Linked DNA regions of Homo sapiens: all the other regions are linked to region 3. A link is a contact called in ENCODE Hi-C or POLR2A ChIA-PET data. All regions are on one chromosome and are shown on one strand. The core of a region is the stretch at or near the end of the contact, and the rest is flanking DNA. Distances in the headings are between cores, read along the strand shown. Region 1 holds the start of TEX41 (testis expressed 41). Region 2 has its middle 72 kb from the start of TEX41. Region 3 holds the start of QTMAN (queuosine-tRNA mannosyltransferase). Region 4 overlaps TEX41 (testis expressed 41).

Region 1 (2,700 bases), core at 182-2,681, 340 kb after region 3:
AACTTTAAGTATTCTAGGCTTAACTAGAAAGCAAATTTTGCATTACAGTTCAGGAGTAGATAGTAACTTTGCAAACCCAAATCAAGAAATCTAACCACATTAAAGAAATGGATTTTGTTGTAAAACTAAAATGATTACATACTATATTTCTTAACTTAATGAGGGAGAAATGTACCTCTGGTCTAATAAGCTCCATATTGTTAAATGTCAGTGTTAGCATCTCTCTTCATCAGTGTTATCCAAAATTTAATGCTAATATTATTTTACTGAATCTGTGAAGAGATTGTACTATTTTTCTTTTCTTTCTTTCTATTTTTGGAGGTTGGGGTGTGTGGAGGGATGGTGTTTCAAAGTTTGGTGTTGAGATTGTATGTATTTCCAAAGAGTAATACTGAAATAGGTTGTGAAATTATAACCAGAGTTCTACATCCTCAACTCTTTATATTCAAGAAGTTTTGCCATTTCAAAGAAAGATGAGAAGTTTTAAAAAAAAAAATTATGACAGGACTGTAGTAAGAGTCTATCAACACTATTAATATCTATTTGGGTAAACAGAGAGGCAGATACCTTTTCCCACATGAACTATTTTTTGATCAGTATAAAGTATGATAAAATATGAAAAAAAGCAAAATTCAGGATACTTTTGTAGGTAGACACGTCAGATATTATATAAAATTAGCTTAAATATTCAAACACTGTAAAATGAGAGGCAGATAGGATATCGTCTCCAAAGAGGACATGGTGAAAACGATACTTTGAAATGATAAATAGTCAAATATGGGCATAACTTTTTCATATTAGAGAAAACTTATTGCCTAGACAAATGTAGTAGTAGTGTGTATTTTACTTCTAAGAATTTAGTGACTAAAGTACAATGCCCTCCCCATCATGTTCTCATAATAAAAGCTCATATTCTGTGAACATTTTACACTTTTTTTGAGATGGAGTCTCCCTCTGGCACCCAGACTGGAGTGCAGTTGTGCCATCTCGGCTCGCTGTAACCTCTGCCTGCTGAGTTCAAGCAATTCTCCTGCCTCAGCCTCCTGAGCAGCTGGCATTACAGGCACCTGCCGCCACGCCCAGCTAATTTTTGTATTTTTAGTAGAGACAGGCTTTCACCATGTTGGCCAGGCTGGTCTCAAACTCTTGACCTCAAGTAATCTGCTGGCCTCGGCCTCTCAAAGTGTTGAGATTACAGGCGTGAGCCACTGCGTCTGGCCTACACTTTTTAATTCTCTGATTTCATGAAGAGTTCTTAACTCCCCCCAGCTAATGCTAAAAATGTGTCCTGGTTCTTACACGGCACTGCTAGTAACGTGGCAACCTGAGACTGTTCCCAGGCTCAATTCACAGGAGCCCATGTTCAGCGGTTATTTAATAGCTTTGAAATGCCATTCACCTGTGGCCCATTTCAAGTTTCCCATGATTCTTAGGAAGACCCTGGCCTCCATCTTGAAAACGGAAAATAAAAACAGCAGACCTATGAAGGTCGAAGGGGAAGAAAAGCTGTATCGATTGTTGAGATCTGGCGACTTGTTTAAATTTCATCAGCCTCACTTCTATGAACTCTCAGGTAAGCACTCTATTGATTTGTAATTTTCCTGCAAACTTTATAAAGCAGAGGAAAATGGCCGACATGGCGAAGTGCTTGGTTAGAGTCCAAGCTGCGTGTTGGTAATTAGCTCAGGGAGGGGGGGAAAAGGAGAGTCAGGCAGTTTGCTGGAAGTTTGAGTGCAAATTTGACAAGGCAAGGAAAATGGATTGCACTCCAGTGAGAGCTAGCTTAATACTTGAATTCAGAAAACTCCAGAGTTCCTCCTTGTTGAGTCCTGCAAATAAAGAGGAGGGTAAGAAAGAAGCGATTCTGAAAGGGAGGGGGGTCGGAGAGTAAACTGAAAATTTCCATGGAAATAGCCGGTTTTTTTTTTTTTATGACTTTTTAAAGCCACTTTTAAGCTATTGCTTTCAGTTTACTTCAATGCACTCACTGAAGTAAGCTGAGAAAGAAATCTTTGATATGCCAGATCAACCAAAAGTTTTAAAATATTCTTTTGTGTCTCCATTTATAATGCAAATAGTAAGTTGGTGTTTTGGGTCCATTTCACCATGGTCTCTGAAGTGGGTTAACATACACAGAATGAGGAAGTGGAGGGAGTCCCAAAGAGAGCACATCTTTGATAGTTCAATAATAATAAAAAAATGTATTTAGGTCTTTTCTAAATACCTTTCACCTCCTAAGAATATAAAACATGAGAGGAAGTTCTAAGAAGAATAAATTGTGGTTGCCCTCTATGTTAGCTGAGTGACTAAAGATATCGTATTGTTCTATGAATTATCCACTACTTAAATATTCCTTAAGTCTAGCCTTTATGAGCTCATAAAAAGACTTTGCTTATGTGTCTAGGAAAGCCAGTATCTTTATATGCTGTCAGAACTGAATTTAACATACTGTTTCAATATAACTTTGAAAACCAGCAGATATTTTGTTATAGGAAAGCAAGCTAGGCAAGCACCTTAAACCCATGTTTACATTTTAGTTTTATCAAACATAAATATTTCCTAGTTGGAATAGTTTTAAAAAGTGGTAATCTATGCTTGAGAATGATGGAAGGAGACGGAATTCTGGTTGAAATAGTATTGCCACTGTAGTGTTTTATTCATGAGAATCTCCAATCTTTTTTCATATATGCTAAAAAAGCC
Region 2 (2,700 bases), core at 68-2,567, 260 kb after region 3:
ATCCCATTCTACTTGGGGGCAATTAGGCTTTCAGTCTGTGGCTCAGTTCACAAGCATCTGATGCCAGTGGTGCCAAGGTCAAGGGTTTGATCCTCATGTGGGTCAGTTTGCTGCGTGTTTTCTCAACAGATTGTGTGGAAAGTGTGCAGTCACTGGGAAATGCCGGTCATTAAGGGGACTGGTGAACAGATGGGTGGTAGGTGAAAATCTAGCCTCACTCCTGGAAAAACAAAGCCCGTGCCATACTGTCTTTTTTTTTTGTTTTTTTCATCTGGACAGAATGCACCACTTAAAATGTGAGCTTGTTACTCAACCTTCCTTCATCTCTGTTTCCTCATCTGTAGAACGGAGATAAGATTTGCTCCCTTTCTACCTCACCAGGATCTGTGAAGATTAGATAATGGCTGTAAAGTCCTTATACAAAGGTACATACATTACCATAAACAAAGAGATTAGCTGACAAATAAAAAAGAAAATATTGAAAGGACCCCCCAAAGTGTATTGCCTAATACTTTTGCATTAGTATCAGTAGTTTGCAGTGCAATCCATTTGGAGTTTGGTTTGGCTGAAAAAAGTTAGGTGTGAGTTGTATAACCTCTCTATTAGTAAGGATAAAAAAATGGTTTGATAGTGAACATTTGTATTAATAAAAACAAAGTGGGCTTTGAATCTGAAACAGGTTTCATTTGAAAAGGAGGTGAAGGCAAAGGTCTCTAGGAACATATGTGCCACTGAGCAATATTTGCATATATTTGATCTGCAAGCACGCTTCAGTGATTTTCACAGTATACCTTGGAGTTTAGGTTGTAGCAAAGAGCCGTTACCATTGCTCAGCAGCACGATCTACTCTCTCCAGCTTTATTATGGCATACAGCGACAACTTCATTTTTAGTGTTAAAAAAAATCCTCTTCACTTAATTCAGACAGTGACCTGCAGGCCTCATTCTGACTGAAGGAGCCATTCAGAATACTTCCAGACAAAAGCAGGGCTTTTTCCTAGCAACCAGATCAAAGCCAAATCTCCCAGAATAGCTCCCTCCCAGGTTTCCTTTGGCGCATAGGTTCACAAGGATTGTAAGGCTCGTGGTATCCAGTTCAAACTTCTCTTTCACACTGCAATGGAAAGGAAAACTCCTGAGGAATTTTCACAGACTCTGAAAGCTGGCGAGCCTTGCAAAGAGCACTTAATCCTGGGAGAACATGGTGGTCATTGGGAGCATCCCTAACTTTGTTATCGCCTGCATCTGCATGTACATTCTGTCGGACTCTCAGAGAATGAGGTCTCTGTTTCCTTTCTGCCAGTACCTAATATCAGCTATGCCCAGGAGCCGGCTGATGAAGACTTCCTGTTTGTTTTGAGTCACTGTTAGAGTGATAAATATACTTTAGCTTTCTGCTTCGAGAGGAAAGAAACCAGCTGCCCTGAACTGAAGAGAAAAATGCAGAAATTCCACTGAATGGCCCTGTTATCATGGAGTTTCAAGGGCAGCATAAAAATGAAAACTATAAGCCTGGGCAAAATGAATAATTTCCATATTAAAGCATTTTGCTGCATGCATAGACCTAAGTTGTTTGTCTTTAATCATTTAGGCGAACCATGCATTTTTCACTCTTCTAAGACTAACTCAGCGTTTAGAAATTTTTAAAAAATGTAAACTTACACTACAGAGTAATGGTAAGTTATATAAATAAACAATTACAGTTGTGGTTTTTTGATCTGACCACAAGCTTTTAATGCCACTTTTTTTTTTTGCATGAACATATAATGCTTCTGGATAAACAATAATGTTTACATTGTCAGGGCATCTACTGTTGTATTGAGTCATTTACATACATGATTATTTGGATATAGAGTAACCCAAGAACAAAAGAATATTATAAAATTATTTAAAACCAGAATGACAGGAAATCCTTTACAGCTTAAATAGCACTTCTTAAATGAACTCATAGACTTTCTAAGTTGTGTTTATATCTCATTTTTGTCCTTTTATTTTGAATAAAATAAAAGGATGTTGGATTTGATGACCAGTGTCCTTTGAGTGGAAATTACTATGTTAACTCTGACCTGGAAGACAGTGAATTTAGAATGCTTGTTAATGTGAATGTCGTGATCACTGCATTCGGCGGGCTTTTCTTTTTTAGGCTTGGTATAGACTTGACTTCTAGAAGTTGCGAGTTGGAAAACATGGCAACAATTTGCATGTGCTTGGAGTGGGTATGAGTTGCTTATTTCCTCCCAGTAGGTATGGTCTCATTAAAACTATTTCTAATAGTAGAAGATGAGTAATTTGCTAATAATCTATGATAAATCTTTCTGTCCAGGATAAAAGAAATGTTTAATTAGGAAATTCAAAATAAAATTAGCATTAACACTTTCATGCTGTCAAATTAGTGATGTAGACAGGGAGGCAGGATGGTGTGCATCGGCCTTATGTCAATGTATCTGGATGCATTTGTAAATTAAGACTTAAAAATGCACATGATTAGCTGTATGTAAAAAGGTTCCTCAACATACTAAAGTCAATGATTGGGCCATCAACACAGCGGCTTCCTAGATGGGAGAATTCCAGCGCCAAAGGCTTAATGGAGAATGGGTCCTTAGCCTTTAAAATCTCACATCAAAGGAAAATCATGTGAAAGCGGCAACCCATAAAGGAGGACATGCATTTAGAGATGCTCTGCACATTAGTTAAAACAAAG
Region 3 (2,700 bases), core at 136-2,635:
CTGTTTCATTAAATACAGTACAGGACCCTAAGGAAAATGTATACCAAAAGGGAGTGGGAGCCGAGAAGAATCTAATCCAAGTCAGACCTGGAACGCACTAATTAAAATTCAATATTTCACTTGGTATGTGGGTTCCTACATGAAACTCCTGTCATGGTTAAAGCTTAAGGTTAAACACGTTAATAGAAGCCAATAGAATGGCTCTATTGAATTGTACTGAACTTCTTTTTCAGCAGCTCCTTTACCTAACCACTATTTTAAGCTTTAAAATCAACTTCAGGGGTAGGCACCAAATAACCAAGTGAGCCACGGCAGCCGGGGCTGCAAACTGAAATCCATCTCGTATGGAAAATCATCATCAACTCACGTTTTCCATTTCAAACTGCGATACAGGTGGAAGAAAAGCTGTAAAAGCCTTCTCTTTGAAACTCCCATCACACGGCCTCAAGGCATTAACTTAAGAATCTCAAGATAACCTAAAGCAGCACAGTTGTCAGAAGACTCTAAAAGTTGTATGTGCGAGAGAAGGCAAAAAAACTACTTCGGGACTAAAGGTTAAATTTCGCTGCTGCATTCCCAAGACTTAAATTCAGAGAATCTTTCCACCTGGACAGAATGGGATTGTCTGGATCCCGATGAAAATGGGAAGTTATGTGCTTAATCCTCAGACGAGGGATTCCGGGGTGGGGGGCACAGTGAGGGTCTTCACACTCGGCTGGCAGAGAGGAGTGGGGCGCTGGGGAGGTCTGGTAACTGAGGGCGACTAGGAGCCAGAAGCGAAGCTTTCCGTCAGGAAGGCCTGGGGCTCGCACTGCAAGGGGCCAAGCGCCGGGCAGCCTGGTGGTCGGCGAAGCACCCCAGCCAACTCAGGCCAACCCGGACGCCCGGCCTCCCTTCTCCCGCGCGAGGGCGACGTGCCCCCACCCGTCCTCTCAGCCTGCGCGAGGAAGAAGCGGAGCGCCGGGCCGCAGAAAACCAGCACGCACGACATGTAGGCACCAAAAAAACGCAATTCGAACACGACCAGTTTGCAGAAGGCACAAAATGCCACGGCGTGACGCCCCATTCCGAGCGCGGTGCGGACGGCGGCGCAGGGAGCGCAGCGCGTGCGCCCGGGAAGCGCGCGGCTCTCAGCTCCGCCTCCCCCACACCCCCCGCCCCCGGCTCCCCGCGCCGCAGCCGCCGCTGCTGCCCCTCTGGGATCTCCGCGCAGCGCGGCCCCGCGAGGCGGGCGCCGGGGAGGGGAGGGGAGGGGCCGCGCTCCCCGCCTCCCCGCTGGCCCGCGCGGCTCCCCAGCCCGGAGCCTACTCACCTCCTCCTCCTCCTCCTCCTTGTCTCTCCCTCCTGGCCACCGGCGCGGCCCAGCCGGCGACGCGCTGACGCCGTGCCCCTCCCCCGCGGCCGCCGCGGATGCCGCCGCCCCTCCCGGCCCGCGGCCGCCTCGGCCTCCGGGCGCGTCAGGCGCTGGTCCCGCCCCTCGGCCCGCCCGCGCAATCGAGGCTCCGCCTCTCTGCGCCGCCCGGACTCCGCTGGCGCGAGGTCCCTGAGTCAGCGGCGCTCCCGCCCGCGCGAATCGCTCCGCCCCAGCCCGCGGGCTCGGCTCCTCGCACCTGCCCACTGTCCCCCGGCCTCGCACTGCTCCCCACCTCCCTGTGCGCCCTTTCCCATCTCGTCAGCACCCTGTCCGCCCTTTCAGCTTTTTCGTACTCTTTCCCCAACCTCCTAGTCCTGTTCTAAGCTCGCATAGTCACCTTCTCTTTCCTTCTGGAAGGTCTGTGCTGTTCATTAGGTCGACCTCGGATTCCCCGTGCAGTTTTCCAGCCGGCCCGTTGCATCTCCTTTCCTGGTCCACTCCCCGGCCTACTAGAGCCTCAGGGCCCCTGTGCGGGTTCCTGGCTCCCTTGCCGACACCTCTACCTGCTCTGCAGCCCGGAGCTCCTCCACAGCTGCTTTGCCAATGCCTCTTAATATCCCTCCTTCTGGACCTCCTCGATTCCCTCCTGGCAAGGCTCATGCTTTCCTTTATCTCCATTTTTCCCGTCCTTTCGGTTCTGACTACTCCACACACTTCTGATGCAGTTTGAGTATTCAATAATTGCATATTCGCGGTCCCATTTACACGAGGAGAGTCACATTGAGTAATTAAAAATCACAAAGCAAAGCGACAGCAGTGGAGACCATCATTTGACTTGCATAGTTCCATCTATATTTTCCTTATGCAATAATATTCTCATTGCCACTTGAATTTCAAGGAATGGGATTTTCTGTTGGGGCTTAAAATTCACAAATGTTGGATGTTTTTTCGCTGCGACCTAATTTCACTTTAGCTCTTTTATTTATAGAATACATAGTAGAAAGAGTACCAGGAAGTCCCAGGTGTTCTTGACTGTAAAGTGAGGAATGTGTCCCTTCGTTAAATTCCTTTATGAAGTAAAGGATCCTTTCTAAAGTAAAGGTTTTTGTATCTGGAAGGAGGTTGTAGGTTAAATGACTCTGGTGAAGGCAAAACATGCAAATATAACTGGATGTCTGGTTTATTAAGTAACTTCATTTTTAAAACTGCAACTCGGAAGAGTTAGGCTGTGATGTGGAAATGAATTAGGAAACATACCAAAATAAAGGAAATCGATTAGGTCTTTGTACTTATATCCACAAGTTGCTTTAAGTTATGTGAGTAAACATTCTTATCCTTAAATTGAA
Region 4 (2,700 bases), core at 48-2,547, 370 kb after region 3:
CTTATCATGATGGCATTTGTTGCCGAATTGCAGAATGTGTTATTATTCACAGATAAACCCTTTATAAAGACTAAGCTTTAGTCACCATTTTATTTATTTATACAATAAATGCTTACCAACTATCTAATCTGGGCCAATTTCTGTGCCAGGAATTGGGGTTAACAGAGAAGTATAAGATTTGGTCCTTGGCCTAAAGCAGTTCACAGCCTGGAGGGCAGAGATACATAAATAAAAGATGAGAGGTATTATTACAAGAGCATGGTCCCAAACTATAAGATTAGAGAATAGAGGGCAATGAACTATCAGGTGGGCTGGGCTGTGTATTTCTCCTTTTCTATTTAATTCTGAGATTCTGTTTTATTGGTATTCTTATTTTTCTTTGTGAATCAGAGGTTTAACTACTAAGAGTTTGCAGGGTAATGTATCATAAGACTCTATGTTGCCTGAGCTGAATTTCCTTCAGGACTTGCAAAATCTTGGGTCATGGGATTCCAACCTAAGATTAAAAAAAAGTCCAAAGTTTCTGTTCCTTGTTTGTAATTCTCTTAAATACGATTATCTAACTTCTTCTCTAAGTGCCATGACAAGGCAAACTTTTCTAAAAAAGGGGTACCTATGTGTAACTTGAAGGTACTGTTTGTGTTCTTTGTAACTGGGTACTTGAGAAGTATGACTAGTAATTTGCAGCAGTGAGCAGTTACAAGAACTTTTTCTGTTGGCGAAGAGTTGAAGATACCTGCATATATTGTATTTTGTTGTTTATCCTTTTGAAGGGCTCCATAAGCACCATCATTCATTCTGTGGAGCATGCACTTTGTACCTGTAGCAATTTCCTTTTCTGTTTTTGGTGTAGACTAGACATCCAACAAGGTTCAGCAGACTTGACTGTTGGTTGTTATAGGGTGGTGATAAACTTCTTAGGTTTGGTAGTAAAAGATTCACTGAAAGAGACAGTCCGTCTTTCTGCCTTTAAATTTATACAGCTATAGCAATTGCTTCTGATTCATAAAGGACAGCTTGTAAATTGTCTACTGAGCCTAAGATTGTCTCATCTTTGAGCTATTTTCTTTTCAGAGTCTTCTGATTTCTGAAAAATAGAGTGTAAGGAAAAGAAGGAAATTCATGGGAAAATAAAATGATAAGTGATATTTATTAATTTATTTGTATGATTTTTAAGTAGCTATGCGAGTCATTTTTCATGGTTGATTTGTGGGGACCAACCATTAGGTTTGTGTCTGGGGCAGGTTAAAAGGAGACTTCACCCCACTGAGTTTGTGTTTGGGGAAGTGTGACTTTGCTTCAGTGCTCCACCACCCTTACCAAGCCCACACCCCTGCAGCTACCAAGAATTATAGAAGTAGTGGCTTAGTGTTCTTCCTATCCAAAGTTCTCCTCCCACCACCTCCCCATCTGGAGCTACCCTATGACTTCTGCTCCATTATCCACTCAATCTACCTAGTTTGGCTAGAGTCACATGCTTAAGATTAGTTTGTGATGACTTCTAATGAAATAATTTTGCATTGATAACAAAGAAGCTTCTTTAAACACTGAAGAGAGCAAGAAAAGGTTAGATCAAGAAATCAGGTATTTAAAAATATGTAATGATATTCTTTTTTTTTTCCTGATTGCTTGTGAACCTGGGGTATAGTATAAATTAAACCAGATCATGCTTGCCCCTGGACTATTTTTATAATAAACTCAATTTAAAATCTTCAACTTTTTATTTCCAATTTTGAATTTTAGTTATATTCAGCAAGATGACATGATTGAAACATGGCACTTGTCCTGCAGGAACTCATGCTTCAGTGAAGCACATTGGTGTGCAATGGTAACAACTATCATAGAAGTCACCATGTTTTAGGTTTTCATTAAGTGCCAGGCACTCTACTTGAGTTTTTTTTTTTTTTTGACTTTTAGCCGCTCCTCACAATACTTGTGCAAGGTTGTAAATGGTTTTCAAATTTAAGATGAGAAAACTGAGGTTCATGGAGGTCTAGTCACTGGCTCAAGATGACAGGCAGTAAGTGGCAAATTAGGGTCTAATATTCAGATTATCACATTCCATGTCTTGTGCTCTTGTGACACATTGCTTTCAAATACAAAGAAAATCCGTATTTCTGGAGCAATGTGAAATGGGTTGATGTGCTTTTGTGTTTATTTGGGTGCCATAAATTAGGAAAAAAATTTCTACACAGTATCCTGATTATATTGTTTTGATTGTTGTTTAACACGGGATAAAATAAGTTGAGTTCAGTTTTCTAGGAAACTGAAATAGGAGGGCAAATAATATTATATAATTTTAGCAAGCATCTGAAACTTACCGAAAGATGTCATCTTCTCCAGGGTAGTCATGTTGGGAAAACTACATTTAACCCAGTGATATTTGCCACTGTTCAAAACTTTTTGTCCCTTTTTATTGTAATTTTCTTTGGATTTATTCTTTTATTCTTCACATAACTAAATTTTATTGTTTTGTGATCAAAATTATTTTTATTTAAAAGAAGACTTGGTCGATTTAACATCAAACTTGGCTCTGAATAAACTTTGGATGTTTACAAAAATAAAATCCACCATTTAAAGAGGACTAATGGCTATATTTGACATTTAAAACAACATGAGGAAGGCTCTGATGGCAATTCCATAAAAATTTCTTGAGCAATCAGTAGAATCAATGTAAGGTTTTCCAAAGTCACTACTTGG

What was found. Hi-C counts contacts between places; a loop is a spot of excess contacts on that map. ChIA-PET counts read pairs that join two places held with the same protein, here RNA polymerase II (POLR2A). Pooled maps may share reads with other maps.
Region 1: a map of PC-3 shows a loop between it and region 3 (2.5-fold over the local background). The contact joins the promoter of TEX41 here to the promoter of QTMAN in region 3. A Hi-C loop is called at or near these places in 2 of 168 maps with a recorded cell type or tissue (PC-3 and natural killer cell). POLR2A ChIA-PET finds 5 or more read pairs at or near these places in 2 of 52 experiments (Panc1 and activated T-cell).
Region 2: a map of endothelial cell of umbilical vein shows a loop between it and region 3 (4-fold over the local background). The contact joins the enhancer-like site here to the promoter of QTMAN in region 3. A Hi-C loop is called at or near these places in 6 of 168 maps with a recorded cell type or tissue (K562, OCI-LY7, PC-3 and 3 more), 1 of 37 single-sample maps with no recorded cell type and 5 of 50 pooled maps. POLR2A ChIA-PET finds 5 or more read pairs at or near these places in 2 of 52 experiments (both activated T-cell).
Region 4: a map of OCI-LY7 shows a loop between it and region 3 (3-fold over the local background). The contact joins the enhancer-like site here to the promoter of QTMAN in region 3. A Hi-C loop is called at or near these places in 2 of 168 maps with a recorded cell type or tissue (B cell and OCI-LY7) and 5 of 50 pooled maps. POLR2A ChIA-PET finds 5 or more read pairs at or near these places in 2 of 52 experiments (K562 and OCI-LY7).

The regions. Positions count from the first base shown.
Region 1 is chr2:144,666,536-144,669,235 of GRCh38, forward strand. TEX41 (testis expressed 41) reads left to right here and starts at 1,432. Exons shown (of 5, transcript NR_033870.2): 1 at 1,432-1,573.
Region 2 is chr2:144,595,099-144,597,798 of GRCh38, forward strand. No RefSeq gene overlaps it. Among named protein-coding and RNA genes, the nearest start is that of TEX41, 72 kb to the right of the region's middle. Within about 2 kb of position 1,318, at least 7 of the 41 ENCODE cell types and tissues checked have a DNase peak (open chromatin) inside an H3K27ac peak, as active enhancers do; they include OCI-LY7, PC-3, endothelial cell of umbilical vein and 1 more, where a contact is called at or near this core.
Region 3 is chr2:144,331,127-144,333,826 of GRCh38, forward strand. It overlaps QTMAN (queuosine-tRNA mannosyltransferase), which reads right to left and starts at 1,386. Exons shown (of 12, transcript NM_001376312.2): 1 at 1,313-1,386. RefSeq lists a silencer at 1,061-1,660 and an enhancer at 1,442-2,019.
Region 4 is chr2:144,700,919-144,703,618 of GRCh38, forward strand. All of the region lies in intron 1 of TEX41 (testis expressed 41), which reads left to right. Among named protein-coding and RNA genes, the nearest start is that of TEX41, 34 kb to the left of the region's middle. Within about 2 kb of position 1,298, at least 4 of the 41 ENCODE cell types and tissues checked have a DNase peak (open chromatin) inside an H3K27ac peak, as active enhancers do; they include OCI-LY7, where a contact is called at or near this core.